3 separate regions of the Homo sapiens genome follow, and regions 1 and 3 are each linked to region 2. The links are chromatin contacts, found by Hi-C or POLR2A ChIA-PET in ENCODE. All regions are on one chromosome and are shown on one strand. The core of a region is the stretch at or near the end of the contact, and the rest is flanking DNA. Distances in the headings are between cores, read along the strand shown.

Region 1 (4,830 bases), core at 2,331-4,830, 2.5 Mb after region 2:
GAGGTTGCAGTGAGGGGAGATGACACCACTGTACACCCAGCCTCGGTGACAGAGAGAGACTTTGTCTTAAAAAAAAAAAAAAGAACTAGGCATGTTTAGCTGGGAAAGGGAAGCCTCAGGAAGACAGGATGGTTATCTTTAAATATCAGAAGGATTTTCAGTGAAAAAACCATTGTGTTTGTTTTCCAGAGAAGTTACTGAAATGCAGATTTTGATTCAACAAAAGGAGGAATTTATAACGGTTAAGTCAGTTAAGACCAAAAAGAAAATGGAAGGCCAGGTACAGAGGCTCACACCTGTAATCCCAGTACTGTGGCAGACCAAGGATAGAGGATTGCTTGAGTCCAGGAGTTCAAGACCAGCCTGGACAACAAGGCGAGACCTCATCTCCAGAAAAAGTAAAAAATTAGCCAGGCGTGGTGGCACACACCTGTAGTCCCAGCTACTCAGGAGGCTGAGGCAGGAGGATTGCTTGAGCAAGGGAGGTTGAGGCTGCAGTGAGCCATGATCATGCCACTGCACTCCATCCTGAGCAACAGAACAAGACCCTGTCTAAAAAAGAAAAGAAAGAACATGGAAACGACTACCGTGAGAAGTTCTAAGTTGTCTGTTATTCAGAATGTCCCCGAATAAGTTGATTAATAACTTTAAAAGCATTTGAATGGAGAGGGGATTTGGACTAAATCAGAAGTTTTCAAATTTCTTATAGCTAGGAAACCCTTTCCTTTAAATAAAGCTCAGTTACAAAACATATCAATGTGAAGCTATTTTGGTTGAAGTCTAAGTAGAATCCTTTTCTTATTATTTTTCTTCTCAACTAGATTCTGGAAAGTTGACAATAAAAGCTAATAGTTTTTATAATTTATATTTACAATGTATATCCCCCAAGGTGTATTACATGAGGTTTGATAAATATTTACTGAATGAATGAATGAACAGTTAAATATGTCAAATGTTATTTCTCTGGGGCATGCTTTCATTTTTAATAGACAGCAATCTTTTAACCAAAAGTCGAATTCCTCAAGTGAGTTCTGTTATCCTGGAGGTCCACAGATCCCTAAGGGGGGTATGTGAATGGGTCTTAAGAGTTGTGGGAACCTATTCAAATTGTATTGCCAAATTTGGGAGCATATGTATTTTTCTGGTAAGAGCAGCTATAGCTTTTGTCAGATTTTCAGAAGGGTCTATAACTCCCAAAAGTTAAGAAACAACCACTTAATTTAATTCAATTCAATTTAATTTTTTTGAGGCAGGGTCTCACTCTGTCACCCAGGCTGGAGTGCAGTGGCGCAATCTCAGCTCACTGCAGCTTCAACCTCCCTAGCTCATCCTCCCACCTCAGCCTCCCAAGTAGCTGGGACTACAGGCATGCACCACCATGCCTGGCTAATTTTTATTTTTTTGTAGAGACAAGGTTGCACTCTATTGCCCAGGCTGGTCTCTTACTCTTGGGCTCAAGTGATCCTCCTGCCTCGGCCTCCCAAAGTACTGGGATTACAGGTGTGAGCTGCTGCACCCAGCCAAGAAACAACTGCTTTAATGGAAGAATTGTAGGTATCTACCACAGCCTAATGAAATATGTATTTGGAGGCAGGAAGGTCTTTTGGACACTTCCCCCAAATCATGTAGCTGGATGTTCTCTTGATTGCAGAGAATAACTGAGGGGACAGACCTCAGGCTTTCCTGAATACACCGTACCCCCAGAGGATGGGAAGGTAATGGGGTTCCGTGATAATTGGAGAGGCTTTGTGTCTGTGCCCTGTGTATGCATACTCAGGCTCTCAAAATCAGTGACCATTTAAGTGGACAGACCTTAGTACATGAAAACAAAGTATTCACTCCAGGACTTTAGGCAACTCTCACCAGCCAAAAACCATTTTCCCAGCCCCTACCCAAAAAGGGCCAGACAGTCTGGAGACCCTTGTTTTTGTGTCTCTAATCACCAGCTCAGACAGTGCCCTCTGGGCTGTTTGGATGGCATATCCCTTTTCCCTCCCAGGATCACTCTCTCTTTTGTTGCATTGTGAGAAAATTATGGCTAGGAATTTGATCTGGAGCCAGAGTCAGCTTCCGGGTGTGATCTCAGCATCCAAGTGCGAGCTCAGGGTCCTATGACGTTGGGCACATCAAACTGAGGAGCTTTTTGTCTAGCTGGCTGTGACCTCCTCCCTCCCTCCCCATCCCAGCTTCCCGGCCACAGAATAGGGAGCAGTACAAACAAGGCCCTGAGATTTGGGTTTATTCAGCTCCACCCAAAACTAAACCAAGGCTATGACATGTCCCATGGGACCAAACCATACATTGTGGACCATGCACCTTTCCCTTCCCCCAAGGATGCTGCTACCTCTGGAGTGGTGGGCAGCTGCCCATATCACCTTGGGAGGTAGAGAGGGATTTGCTGGGTGCTGGGTCTGTGGCAATCAGGGCTCAACTATGGCTGCCTCCTCCTCTTCCTCTGGATCAGGAGGCGCAGGGAGCAGGGAGATGTAGACCTCATTGACCTCTGTGTCCAAATGTCGGCCACCCCGAGGTGCTTCCAGGTTTAAGATGCCATCATGGGAGAGAGCAGCTCGGACTCGCCAGGGGTCGACATCAGCAGGCAGGACATAGGTGCGGCAGAACTCTCGGGACACGAAGCCGTGGCGGTCCAGGCGCTGGGGGTGCCGGGCAGACACCTCCAGCAGGTTATCCACAGTCCTCACAGTCACCTCGTCTGGGGTAAAGTGGCTCACATCCAGAAATGCCTGGAACTTGCCCTCACTGAGCCTAAGCTCGGAGGCCCCTGCCCTGCTGCCCTCCCCAGCTGGGGCGGCCCGAGGCCGGACATAGTAGCCATGGTAGAGTGTGGGGGTCAGGATCTCTTCTGGCAGGAGGCCTAAAGGGCAGAGAGAAGGCAAGAGGCAGGATGAGGGAGGATGAGGCTGGCACAGGGGCGAAATGGGAAATCTGGAGAGGAGGGATTGGGAAGAGCAAGAGGGGAGTCAGGAGGAGTAGGGAACGGGAGGGAGGCCACACTGTAGCTAGGAGGAGAAGGCAGCTCGGAAGAGGGGAAAGAGAACGGAAAGGAAAGGGAGGAGGAGGAGGAGAAGGAGGAGGAGGGGGAGGAGGAGGAGGCACCAAACGGCCTGGGTGGATAGAAGGGGGACAAGGAGGCACACCCAGGCCGGCAAAGAGCAGGTATCAGCACTGCAAGCACCAAGTGTGTCTTGAGGTCAGCAGGAATGGGAAAGATCTCTGCTTGGAGGGGATGAGGGGTAGTCTGGGGTGGGGGGTGGCTGGTCCCAGGAGATCAGTTAAGCCCAGAGTGGGGTGGAGGCCAGCAACGTTGGGAGGTCAGCCCAGAATTTCAGGGGGTGGGGGTGGGGGGCAAGGGGGTGGTGTCTGTGCCATACCTTCTCCGAAGCGCTGCTCACCCAGGCGGCTCGGGTTGGCAAATTCGTACTCGGCGGTGGCCGGGTGGGCATGTGGCACTGAGCGGCCCGACATGGCTGCAGATGCAGCAGAAGCCCTGGTCCGAGGTGCAGCCCCAACAGGCGCAGCGCGACCCCTCCAGCTGCCCGGAGAGCCAGGGCTCGATAGGAGGTGGGGGCGGGGTCGACACCACCCAAAATAGTGCCGAGCCTCTTGGGGGGGGAGGGGCTGGGAGTGGGGGCCCTGAGTGAGAGCAACGAGGGTGTGACCAGCGCCGCCCGGACCCCTAGTCCCCTCCCCCGCACACTCTTCAGCTGTCGCAGGGGGCCTGAGAGGACAGCTGAGGGTCCTGGCTGGGAACGAGCTGGGGAGGGGGAGCTGGTGGTGCCTGGGGCATGAAGAGGCCTCGCTGAGACCCTCACAAACGGTTTGCACGTTTCCACACCTCATTTTCTCCTCTTCGGTGGCAGGCACTGTGCACCCAATTCCTAAAGCACTCCTGGATTTAATGTTCTGAGAGCCACATAGAACGAAAGATGCAAGAAATCTGTTTGCTCTTTTTTCAGGGGGTGGGGTCTTTCTGCCCAGATGTGGGATCCTCTCCTAAACCCAGGTCAACCCAGGGCACGAGGCAGATGGCTGGTGCTGACATGTTGACCATCACTGCTCTCTTCCAAGGACTCACAAAGAGTTAATGTCCCTGGGGCTCAGCCTAGGAAGATTCCAGTCCCTGCCCAGGCCCAAGATAGTTGCTGGCCTGATTCCCCTGGCATTCAGGACTGGAAAGGAGGAGGAGGGGCACACTACGCCGGCTCCCATCCTCCCCCCACCCCGCGTGCCTGCTTGGGATTCCTGACTCTGTACCAGCTTCAGAGAACAGGGGTGGGGGTGGGTGCCATTGGGTGTGGACAGAAAGCTAGTGAAACAAGACCATGACAAGTCACTGGCCGGCTCAGACGTGTTTGTGTCTCTCTTTTCTTAGCTCAGTGAGTACTGGGTATGTGTCACATTGCCAAATCCCGGATCACAAGTCTCCATGAACTGCTGGTGAGCTAGGATAATAAAACCCCTGACATCACCATTCCAGAAGCTTCACAAGACTGCATATATAAGGGGCTGGCTGTAGCTGCAGCTGAAGGAGCTGACCAGCCAGCTGACCCCTCACACTCACCTAGCCACCATGGACATCGCCATCCACCACCCCTGGATCCGCCGCCCCTTCTTTCCTTTCCACTCCCCCAGCCGCCTCTTTGACCAGTTCTTCGGAGAGCACCTGTTGGAGTCTGATCTTTTCCCGACGTCTACTTCCCTGAGTCCCTTCTACCTTCGGCCACCCTCCTTCCTGCGGGCACCCAGCTGGTTTGACACTGGACTCTCAGAGGTGAGTCTCCCCACAGCTAGGACGGGAGAGTCCTTACT
Region 2 (4,503 bases), core at 1,812-4,311:
AGAGGTAGAGATAAAAATAATCCCTACCCTCATAAAACTGCTGTGAGGAATAAATGAAATCATATATGTAAAAGATATGGTGAAGAACCTGACATATGGCAGGTATTTATTAAATCTTTCTTAAATGACTGTTAAATAGCTTTATGGATATACCGGGAAAAATTGTCCCTGGTAAAATATGAACCTCCCCAAAGCAAATAAAATCATTTAAGTAAATATGATATTTTCTAATACTCAGTACCTGAAGAGATTTTACAAATCATTTAATTCAACTTATTTTCCTTACACATGGGAAGACGGGACTAAAGAAAGGAGACTAGCTCAAGATTACACAATTGATAGATGCAGACCTAGAATCCAATTCTAGGAATTCTTAGTCCAATAGACTGTTGACTAACTGGTATTTTTCAACTGTAAGTAACAACCAATTAATGACTGTAAAATAAATTTTAAAATGTTTTAAATGAAATAGTAATCCAAGTAGTGAGGGTAAATAATGTTTTGAGAAATTTTGTTTCAAGTGTATACATGTACTGTACACATATGTGGGTATGGTTATGTCGCTACAAATCAACAAATAGTTATATACGTATCTATTCTAAGGGGACTATATACAATGTGTTTGTCTATAGAATAGACACATTCTATACCCCTTAGAATAGATACATAACAACAACCCCAAAAGGCAAGTAATAACGGCAGAATGAAGAGATAAGAGAATAATGAAGGAGACTATTTACTCATGTGTTTTGAGGCTATTCCCTATAAGAATTCCTGATAAATGATCTTAACAATAAGTGAGAAATATTACCTGCTAGGAGATGTGGAGGTAGGGCTTGAATTTCCAACATGATGTTGGGGATATGACAAACTGACATCTTGTGGGGCATGACTACTTCCTAAAATGAAACAATTTGAAAAATTATTCTTGATAGAAAATCTAATTTGAAATTTTGTCTTCCCCACTTGAAATCACTCCAAAAAGGTAAACACAATCTAAAAGAGAAAAATCTCAAACTACTGGCCGGGCGCGGTGGCTGACGCCTGTAATCCCAGCACTTTGGGAGGCTGACGTGGGCACATCTCTCGAGGCCAGGAGTTCGAGACCAGCCTGACCAACATGGTGAAACCCCACCTCTACTAAAAATACAAAGAATTAGCCAGGCGTGGTGGCGTGCACCTGTAATCCCAGCTACTCAGGAGGCTAAGGCAGGAGAATCACTTGAACCTGGGAGGCAGAGGTTGCAGTGAGCTGAAATTGCACCACTGCACTCCAGCCTAGGCAACAGGGCAAGACTCCATCTCAAAAAAAAAAAAAAAAAAAAAAAAAAAAAAAAAAAAAAAGAATCTCAAGCTGCTGTAGACCGCTTTACGGCTTCATCGGGGTGAAAATTATAAGTGTATAATATCAGATAAGCAAAACAAAGCACTCCATAAATATCCAATCTGACCATAATTTTCTGATCTCCACCCTAAATTGTAACACTGGATACATGGACAGTTTCATCCTCACATGATCAAGAACCAAAATATATAAAAGTAATTACAAAGCAGCCAGGAGAAGTATTTTCAGAAAATAAACCTAGCTCTTTTCAGAGTACCCAAGCCCAGCTCTCTTAGTGATACAGTTTATGTTTTTTCACTAACCCAAAATGAAACTTTAAGCTCAGTTTTGAAATTCTAATTTCAAAATCCATGTGTCAATGTTACCCGTTTTCAGGGATATATAAAGTTTGCTATATAAAGTTTACTATTCACAATGCTTAAGAAAGAAGTTTCATCTACAAATAAGAGGTTCTTTAAAACTGAATAATAAATTTAAAAACAGCAGGAAACAATGCCCCCCGAACCTCATTGGGCAGTTACCTGATCTAAATTGAATTTTGATAGGCCTTCCATAAAGTTTGATTCCATTAAGTAGATTCATTGCATAAGGAACAGACACTTCATGTTTGAAATTCACAAACGCAAACTGCTTTGGTTTACCATCCTTATCTTTTGGAATTTTCACCTTTATTACTGGCCCAGCCTACAAACAAAAAGGTGTTTAGAATTTAAATAAAGCAACTAAGGGAAAATACTCAAATTTTACAAATAAGATATGACAAAGTTTAAAAACAACAGAAACGTAATCAGAAACTTCTTTTGAAAATGATGCACGGATTTCCATTTTGGCTACAGTAAACATCCTAGTTATGACTGAACATTAGATTTATTTGGGGAAGGGGGCCCATAAGGAACTGGAAACACAATCACTTTTGCAATTCACAGCACTGTATGGCTTAACATAGTGACCAATCGCCATTATTTTGCCACTCCATGAAAATGAACATTTATCAAGAACAAGAGAATGATTTTCTTTAACTAAAAACGGACTTTTGTATTGATTAATCAAACAATACCAGTTATTAGGGGATAGGGATGGGGGGAATAGGATACTCAGAATTTTTCACACTTTTTAATACAGCAACACTAAAATGCTGTTTTTCTACGGAGTACTTAACCATTTTATTTTACATATTTTAATAATGCTGCAATTTGATAAGCAAACTTTAGGGGAAAACAGACACAAATAAATTAAAATATTAAGTTCCCAGTCAGATAAACCAAAGACAAATTATCCTAAGGGGAAGATGACAACAGGAAGGATAAGAAAAAGCACTGCTCAACGAAGACCCTACACACACACTGTGTTCCCAAGGACCCCTGGATCTCTACCACGGGAAACCTGATCGAGGATCCCTCCACCACCTTTAGTCGTCACTTTCGGCCTAAACGAACCAAGATCTTCCAGGAAAGCGACACCCAGCGAGCGTTTCGCAACCCAGACCCGCCTTTCACCCCCAAACAGCCACCCGTCGGGTCCCCTGACGGCTACGAAAAGAAAACGGGGTGGCCGCTGGCCAGGCCCTAGGCGAGACGGAAAACGAAAGGCAAAGGGCCGAACCCAGCCGCTTACCTGGTGGAAAAGCTCGAAAAGGAGCTCCTCGGTCACTTTCGTTTCAAGGTTGCCCACAAAGAGAGTGCGATCCGCTTCCGCCGCCGCCGCCCCCATCTCAGCGTCGCCCCCTCCCTAACCTGGCCAAAAGGTCGTGGCCGACGCACCCACTGCGCATTCACGGAAGCCCCACGTCCTCACGCTCCCTGGCGTCACAAACGAAAACGCCCGTTGCGCTTGCTCTCAGCGGGCGACGACGTGCGCGGACGGTCTGCGCATGCTCGCCAGGATACCCCTCGTTAAAGGCAAGGCGGCTTCTGGCTCTTCCGCAGGCTCAGTTATGGGTTCCTGTGTGCTTAGTCATCGGGTCCGACACAGGCTGGACTGATCTGGGGAGCCGCGAAGGGCCTGCCTTCACAAAGGGACGTAACGCAAGTACTGCGGGCAGTGTTTGAATATGGCCCTGAACAATGTGTCCCTGTCCTCCGGTGATCAGAGGAGCAGGGTGGCCTACCGCTCTTCCCATGGCGACCTCAGACCGCGGGCGTCAGCGTTGGCGATGGTCTCCGGAGACGGCTTCCTCGTTTCCAGGCCTGAAGCGATTCATCTAGGACCTCGGCAGGCGGTGCGACCAAGCGTTCGGGCCGAGAGCCGTCGAGTGGATGGTGGCGGCCGGAGCCCAAGGGAACCAGATGGCCGGGGCCGGAGCCGCCAAGCCAGATTCTCACCTTACCCAATCCCTGCCGTTGAACCCGATCTCCTAAGAAGTGTGCTGCAACAGCGTTTGATTGCATTAGGAGGTGTTATCGCAGCTCGAATTTCAGTTTAAACGAACACCTTTCCTCTGGCCCTCACTTAGCTTGTGAACAGGCCTTTTTAAAATCCTTTCTTGGTGTAGCAGCAATCGTGTTGTTTTATTTTTAGATGGATGTATTTTCATTTAATACGTGGGAGTTATATGAATATGTCCTAGCACTAAGGGAAGTGTAACAGTTGATTGATTTAGGTGGTTTTATGCAGCCAGAACGATTGGATCAGGAAAGGTGTGGAAGGGATATTCTTAGGTCGTCACAAAGCTGAGCTGATGGGAGCACCCTCCCCAGAGGTCAACAATCCATTCGTTAACTCAGACACTTAACCTTTACCTTTACTTCTGTTGGCGAAAAAGAAGTGCTCCTTTTTATTACACTGATTTATCCTTCCATCTTTTCCTTGGCATTTACCATCTTCCATCTCCCCCTTCACTTTTTTCAGATATGTCTACAAACAGACTCCAATCTCAGTCGCACTAAAAATAAGAACAAAACCTAAACCTTACAGTTCTTTCAAATTATTAAATCAATTTATTATTCCTTTCTTTGGCAAAGGTTCCAAATTTTTACTTTATATTTGTAATTTTACTATTTGCATTCAGTCCCAGCGCATTAATCTGAATCTGCTGTCCTAAAATACACTGGTGAAAACATTACTTGTACAATCTCCTATCAGAAAACTGTTCATCTACTCACTGTAGTGCCCTCCTTGAAATGTGTGTTTGTTCATTCAACTAACAATATTTGGGGATC
Region 3 (4,435 bases), core at 764-3,263, 2.5 Mb after region 2:
CCCTTATGCCCTTATGTTTTTCAAGAATTGGAGGTCAGGGGATATTTATGGAAGCACCAAAGCATGAAACACACGGCCAAGCCTCTTAGTTTAGGTGGCTCTTCAGTCGAAAGGTTTCGAAGTGAAAATGAGCAGAAAACTAAGATTAGGACCAGCTCTGTGCTGGTTTCCTCCTCTTAAACAGACAGTGGGACCATCAAGAGCTGAGTTTTGTTGTTGTTGTTAAGTTGGGGCAGGAGGTATAAGACAACTAAAAGAGCTTCTGCCACAGTTGGTGAATGAGTCAGACTTACGCAGCTAAAGACCAGGGGCAGCCCAAAGGCAGAGAGTGAGAAAAGAGGAACCAGAATATTGGAATCACTCAGAGGTAGGCTTCCCGGCTCTTCTGTGTTTCAACTCTTAGACTACAGCTCTTTGTTAACAATCCCCTTACGTGTGTTCAGACAGGAAGGATGCAAAGATGAGGTGCCCTGCAGTGCAGACAGGATGCAAGCTCCGCCCTTCAGTGAAGGTTGTGACACCCCTTGGCCAAAGGAAAATTCCAACTCGGTTAGGTTGGGACAGCATTTCTGCAGTTTTCCTCTGTGTTAGGAACAACGCTAGGGCACGGGGGCCAGACCAGGGGAGGGTTCTGTGGCAGGTCAGGCTGCAGAGCTTCTTAATTAGAAACAGGAATTAAGGAAGGAGTCTGTAGTGCAGCTGGAGAAATAAAATCTTATACACGAATTCATGAGAATGGTTATTTCTGGAGAAAAGGCTGGAATGGGTGGGGGGAGCCAAAGGCACTTCAGTCTTGCCTATCAAATGCTCATATTTAAGAAGACAATGTATTCATATGTTGAGTAAAAACTGATTTTAAAAATCTTAAATTTCAGAGAGTCACAGAGAGAAGAAAGAGAGAGATGGAAGGAAAAGGAGCGAGAGAGAAATGAAGAAAGACACAACTAACAGCCTAGGTTTCCCTGGATGCTGGGCTAAGACAACCCGCAAGAGTAGGGCTTAGCTGCAGTCGAAGACGTATGGAGCAAATCTTGAGGGGGAAGCATCCCAAACCAGAATTTCCTGGGTCACAAGAAAAGCAAATGCAATAAACAGAATTGTAAGAGAAACAAGTGGGGAGGAAATGACCCCTTGTCGGCCCTAGCCCATCTTGCCTGTCAGAGTGAGGCCCCAGTTCCTCTGCTCTCACATGGACCGGTGCACGCGCTGGCTCCCTGGACCCAGGACCCAGGTCCCCTCTCGCTCAGTAGCTCCTCTCAGACAACCATGTCCTTGATTGCAGAGAAATCTACTGCCCCGCACTCAGAAAGAGATTCAGACATGAAGAGGGCACTTCACATGGACCATCTACAGTCCCCTGCCCTCTCAAACTTTCTACCAATGCAGTACCACTCCACCCTCCCTTGGCTCCGCTGGTTAGCTCCTGATATAGATGAGCACTTTTGCCAAATATCCAGGGATTCCCTGAGGATTTCCTTGGAGAGAGAAGCTCTAGGGAGGATGGAGACCCCCTCTTCTGGAAGGAGGTGATTTCTGAATTTGTGGTCCTGTCCTCTTGGGCTCAGGTAAGCTACCAGGGAAGGTCATGGCCCAGCTTAGCTGTGGGCAGGCAGCCCTTCTGATTTCTCCTGGTTCACCCATCTGCACCGTAAGTACCACCTTAGCCCCTTTGGGGTTCTGGGGGCGATTTGCTCTGGGGTCCCCAAAGGATGGAGGAGGAGGAGGACCCCTTCCGGAGACTGGGCGGGAGACGCTGGGGGAGGGGAGCTGAGGAGTGGGAGGAGCAGGACAGTTACCTCATTGAAGCCCTCCTGCAGGACGTCCAGTAAGTTCCCTCGGGTCAGGCAGGCTAGCATTGTTCCTGCTGGGGGCTCCCCGGGCGGGGTCTCCAGCCCGGCGGCCGCCGCCGCCTCCTCCTCCTCCCTCTGCACACAAAGGCTCTCGGCTCAGCTCATTGGGATCCCTCCGGAGTCCCGCATGCCACTTACTGGAAACCTAGACTGGAGCCAAACTAGCGGCTTGCACTGGGCATGCTCGCACGGGGGCCTCCGCTGGAGGGGCCCGGCGCGGTCGCGGTTCCTATGGAAACAACTGGGCGCGCACTAGGTTGAGCGGCGCTGCCGGGCTGCCCCCAGCCCCGCTTTCCTGCGGGAAAGCCGCACGGCCAGGCGGGCTGGCGAGGGCGCGCGCTGCACGCCCGCACGCACGCGCACACCCCCCCCCCGCCCGGGCCGCAGCACGGGCGTGTGTGCGTGCGCTACACACACACACACTCACACGGCTTTTAGGCAAACGTGCTGCTGTATGTGCGCGCTGTGTGCATACACACACACACACACATACACACATACACACATACACACACACACGTTGACAAACAGGCGGCCCGGCTGGCGTATGCATGCGCTTGCAGCCGCGCGCGCGCACACACACACCAGGCTTGCAGGCGGGTGTGCCCGTGGGGAGGGTGCGCAACACACACACACACACACACACACACACACACACACTGCTAACTTAAGGCCACAAACGGCCCACCAGAAGGTGGGTGGGAAAGGGAGTGAATCATAGGATTTTCCCCCAGACTAACCGAAAACAGCAACCTTTTTCCACATGGGCCCTGGACAGTGAGGTCAAGCTAAAGAAGAGGAAGCAGAAGGGAAAGAAATAAGAAAGAGAAAGAGCAGAGGAAGAAAGGGGGAAAAGAGGATAAAAAGAACTTTAGTTATTGATGGTATCAGAACACATTCAATAGAACAGTGCTAAACATCACGCAGGATCGCAACAGAAACATCAAGGATGACCAAGCCTTTTCCAAAATTTTCCTATTTCATTCTTTATAAAATAACTGCTAAAATATACAACCCATATTTTAATGTGTTTTAAAATAAATGGGCTTTAATTAAAATAAAGACTGCAAAAATGTCCTGGTGCATTTGAAAGAGGTAAAAAGCTTCCTCAAGTGAAACAGAAAGCTATTCTAGGCTGTTTCTAGCTATTCAAGTCATAGCCTTGATTATTTATTTTTAGGAATACTAGTCATTTGCAACTCAGTGCAAACTCTTGTTTCTATAGGAAAACTCGAAGCTGAAAAAACATTCATTTTACATTCCACCTCGTGATCCCAGATGGAGAGGAAGGGTTTACAGAGCATTAGGGCTCAGAGAAGGTCAGGGCCTTGTCCAAGGACGCAGCCAATCAGTGACAGGCAGCTCAAGGATCTAGGAGTCTACACTTATGATTTTCTGGAAGACCCAGATTCCTCCTCAAATCCTGATTAGTACCTTAGCCAGAAAAGTCAGTAATGGCTCTTATTCAACCTAATGACCTCTTCAGGTCCTTAGAGAAAAAGAAAATCCACCAAGAGCAGCCAGGCTAGCAATATCTTGTCTGAATGTCTAAAGCTGCTAAACACAAAGATGTTTCTGAAAAAGAACACATCTCCCTGACCACAACAGGCAGGGGGCAGAGGGCCAGCACAGGTGTTGAGTGGCAGCTGCTGGTTGAATGTAGTGGGTTCAATTCTGGCTAATGCTGGGGAAAAGCTAAGACACCAAATCATTCTAAACCTGAGCAGCCCACAAGTCCAAAGACCACTGTCCTTCATAATCTAGCTGAGGAATTTAACTGCCAAGAACTCCCTTTGACACTACCACACTTCGTGGTGTAACACCCCCGGAGAGTCACTAACCCATGTCAATTCAACAAGTTCCTTTATAAAGAGAAGCATGAAATTTCCAACAGCACAGACTTGCATGCAATACATCTACGTGCATAATGATGCAAAACCAAAGTACCTACTTGGTGGATCCCTGGGTAGAGGATCCTGATTGGTTGAGAGCCCCTCATGCTTTGTACACAGAGCAGAAAATATTGAGACATCAGAGGGAGATCCTGCTGACAGTTATCTATGCCAGAGGTCAGCGTTTCTCAAACAAGTCTTTGATCAAAGTAGGATCTGTGAGCTCAGTGTTTCTGGAAAAAGACTTATGAAATCACTGAATTTTAAAGCTCCAAAACATTTTGGCCCAACTTCCTTACTTGGCCCAAGTCCCTTATATCATAGAAAAAGCAACCAAGGCTAGGAGAGGTGCTCACAGTCACTCAGCAAGTCAGTATGGAAACTAAGATCTGAACCAGAGGGCTCTGAGGTCTGATCCTGTGCTCTTTGCACTGCCCATCACAGCATGCTGGAGGAATTAAGAGAGAATTGTAGTGAATTGATTTTTTAAAATGTATTATAAGGCATATGGTCCAATATTGCACTATTCCCTAAAAGTCTATAACTATACAAACCACATATTCTAGAGCAATGGTGTTCACTAGGACTGTCTGTGAAGATGGAAATGTTCTATATCTATGCTGTACAATATAGTGGCCATACGTGGCTACTGAGCACTTGAACTACAGCTAATGCAACTGTGGAACCAAAATT

Evidence for each region. A loop is a pair of places that touch in the nucleus more often than their neighbours do. ChIA-PET counts read pairs that join two places held with the same protein, here RNA polymerase II (POLR2A). Pooled maps may share reads with other maps.
Region 1: a loop to region 2 is called in a pooled map, with 1.9 times the contacts of the local background. The contact joins the promoter of HSPB2-C11orf52 here to the promoter of RBM7 in region 2. A Hi-C loop is called at or near these places in 9 of 50 pooled maps. POLR2A ChIA-PET finds 5 or more read pairs at or near these places in 2 of 52 experiments (CD4-positive, alpha-beta T cell and naive thymus-derived CD4-positive, alpha-beta T cell).
Region 3: a map of CD4-positive, alpha-beta T cell shows a loop between it and region 2 (6-fold over the local background). The contact joins the promoter of DIXDC1 here to the promoter of RBM7 in region 2. A Hi-C loop is called at or near these places in 1 of 168 maps with a recorded cell type or tissue (CD4-positive, alpha-beta T cell) and 11 of 50 pooled maps. POLR2A ChIA-PET finds 5 or more read pairs at or near these places in 2 of 52 experiments (CD4-positive, alpha-beta T cell and naive thymus-derived CD4-positive, alpha-beta T cell).

Annotation. Positions count from the first base shown.
Region 1 is chr11:111,911,486-111,916,315 of GRCh38, reverse strand. It overlaps HSPB2-C11orf52 (HSPB2-C11orf52 readthrough (NMD candidate)), which reads right to left and starts at 3,580. Exons shown (of 5, transcript NR_037651.1): 1 at 3,393-3,580. CRYAB (crystallin alpha B) reads left to right here and starts at 4,546. Exons shown (of 3, transcript NM_001289808.2): 1 at 4,546-4,792. The coding sequence starts at 4,592. It overlaps HSPB2 (heat shock protein family B (small) member 2), which reads right to left and starts at 3,582. Exons shown (of 2, transcript NM_001541.4): 1 at 3,393-3,582; 2 at 2,223-2,875. The coding sequence starts at 3,486. The coding sequence ends at 2,421. RefSeq lists an enhancer at 2,178-2,831.
Region 2 is chr11:114,399,224-114,403,726 of GRCh38, reverse strand. It overlaps RBM7 (RNA binding motif protein 7), which reads right to left and starts at 3,061. Exons shown (of 5, transcript NM_001286045.2): 1 at 2,960-3,061; 2 at 1,867-2,029; 3 at 812-899. The coding sequence starts at 3,055. It overlaps C11orf71 (chromosome 11 open reading frame 71), which reads left to right and starts at 3,216. Exons shown (of 1, transcript NM_001271562.2): 1 at 3,216-4,503. The coding sequence starts at 3,396. The coding sequence ends at 3,767. RefSeq lists enhancers at 2,889-3,431, 3,329-3,718, 3,432-3,974.
Region 3 is chr11:111,934,921-111,939,355 of GRCh38, reverse strand. It overlaps DIXDC1 (DIX domain containing 1), which reads right to left and starts at 2,013. Exons shown (of 20, transcript NM_001037954.4): 1 at 1,797-2,013. The coding sequence starts at 1,856. RefSeq lists a silencer at 2,137-2,236.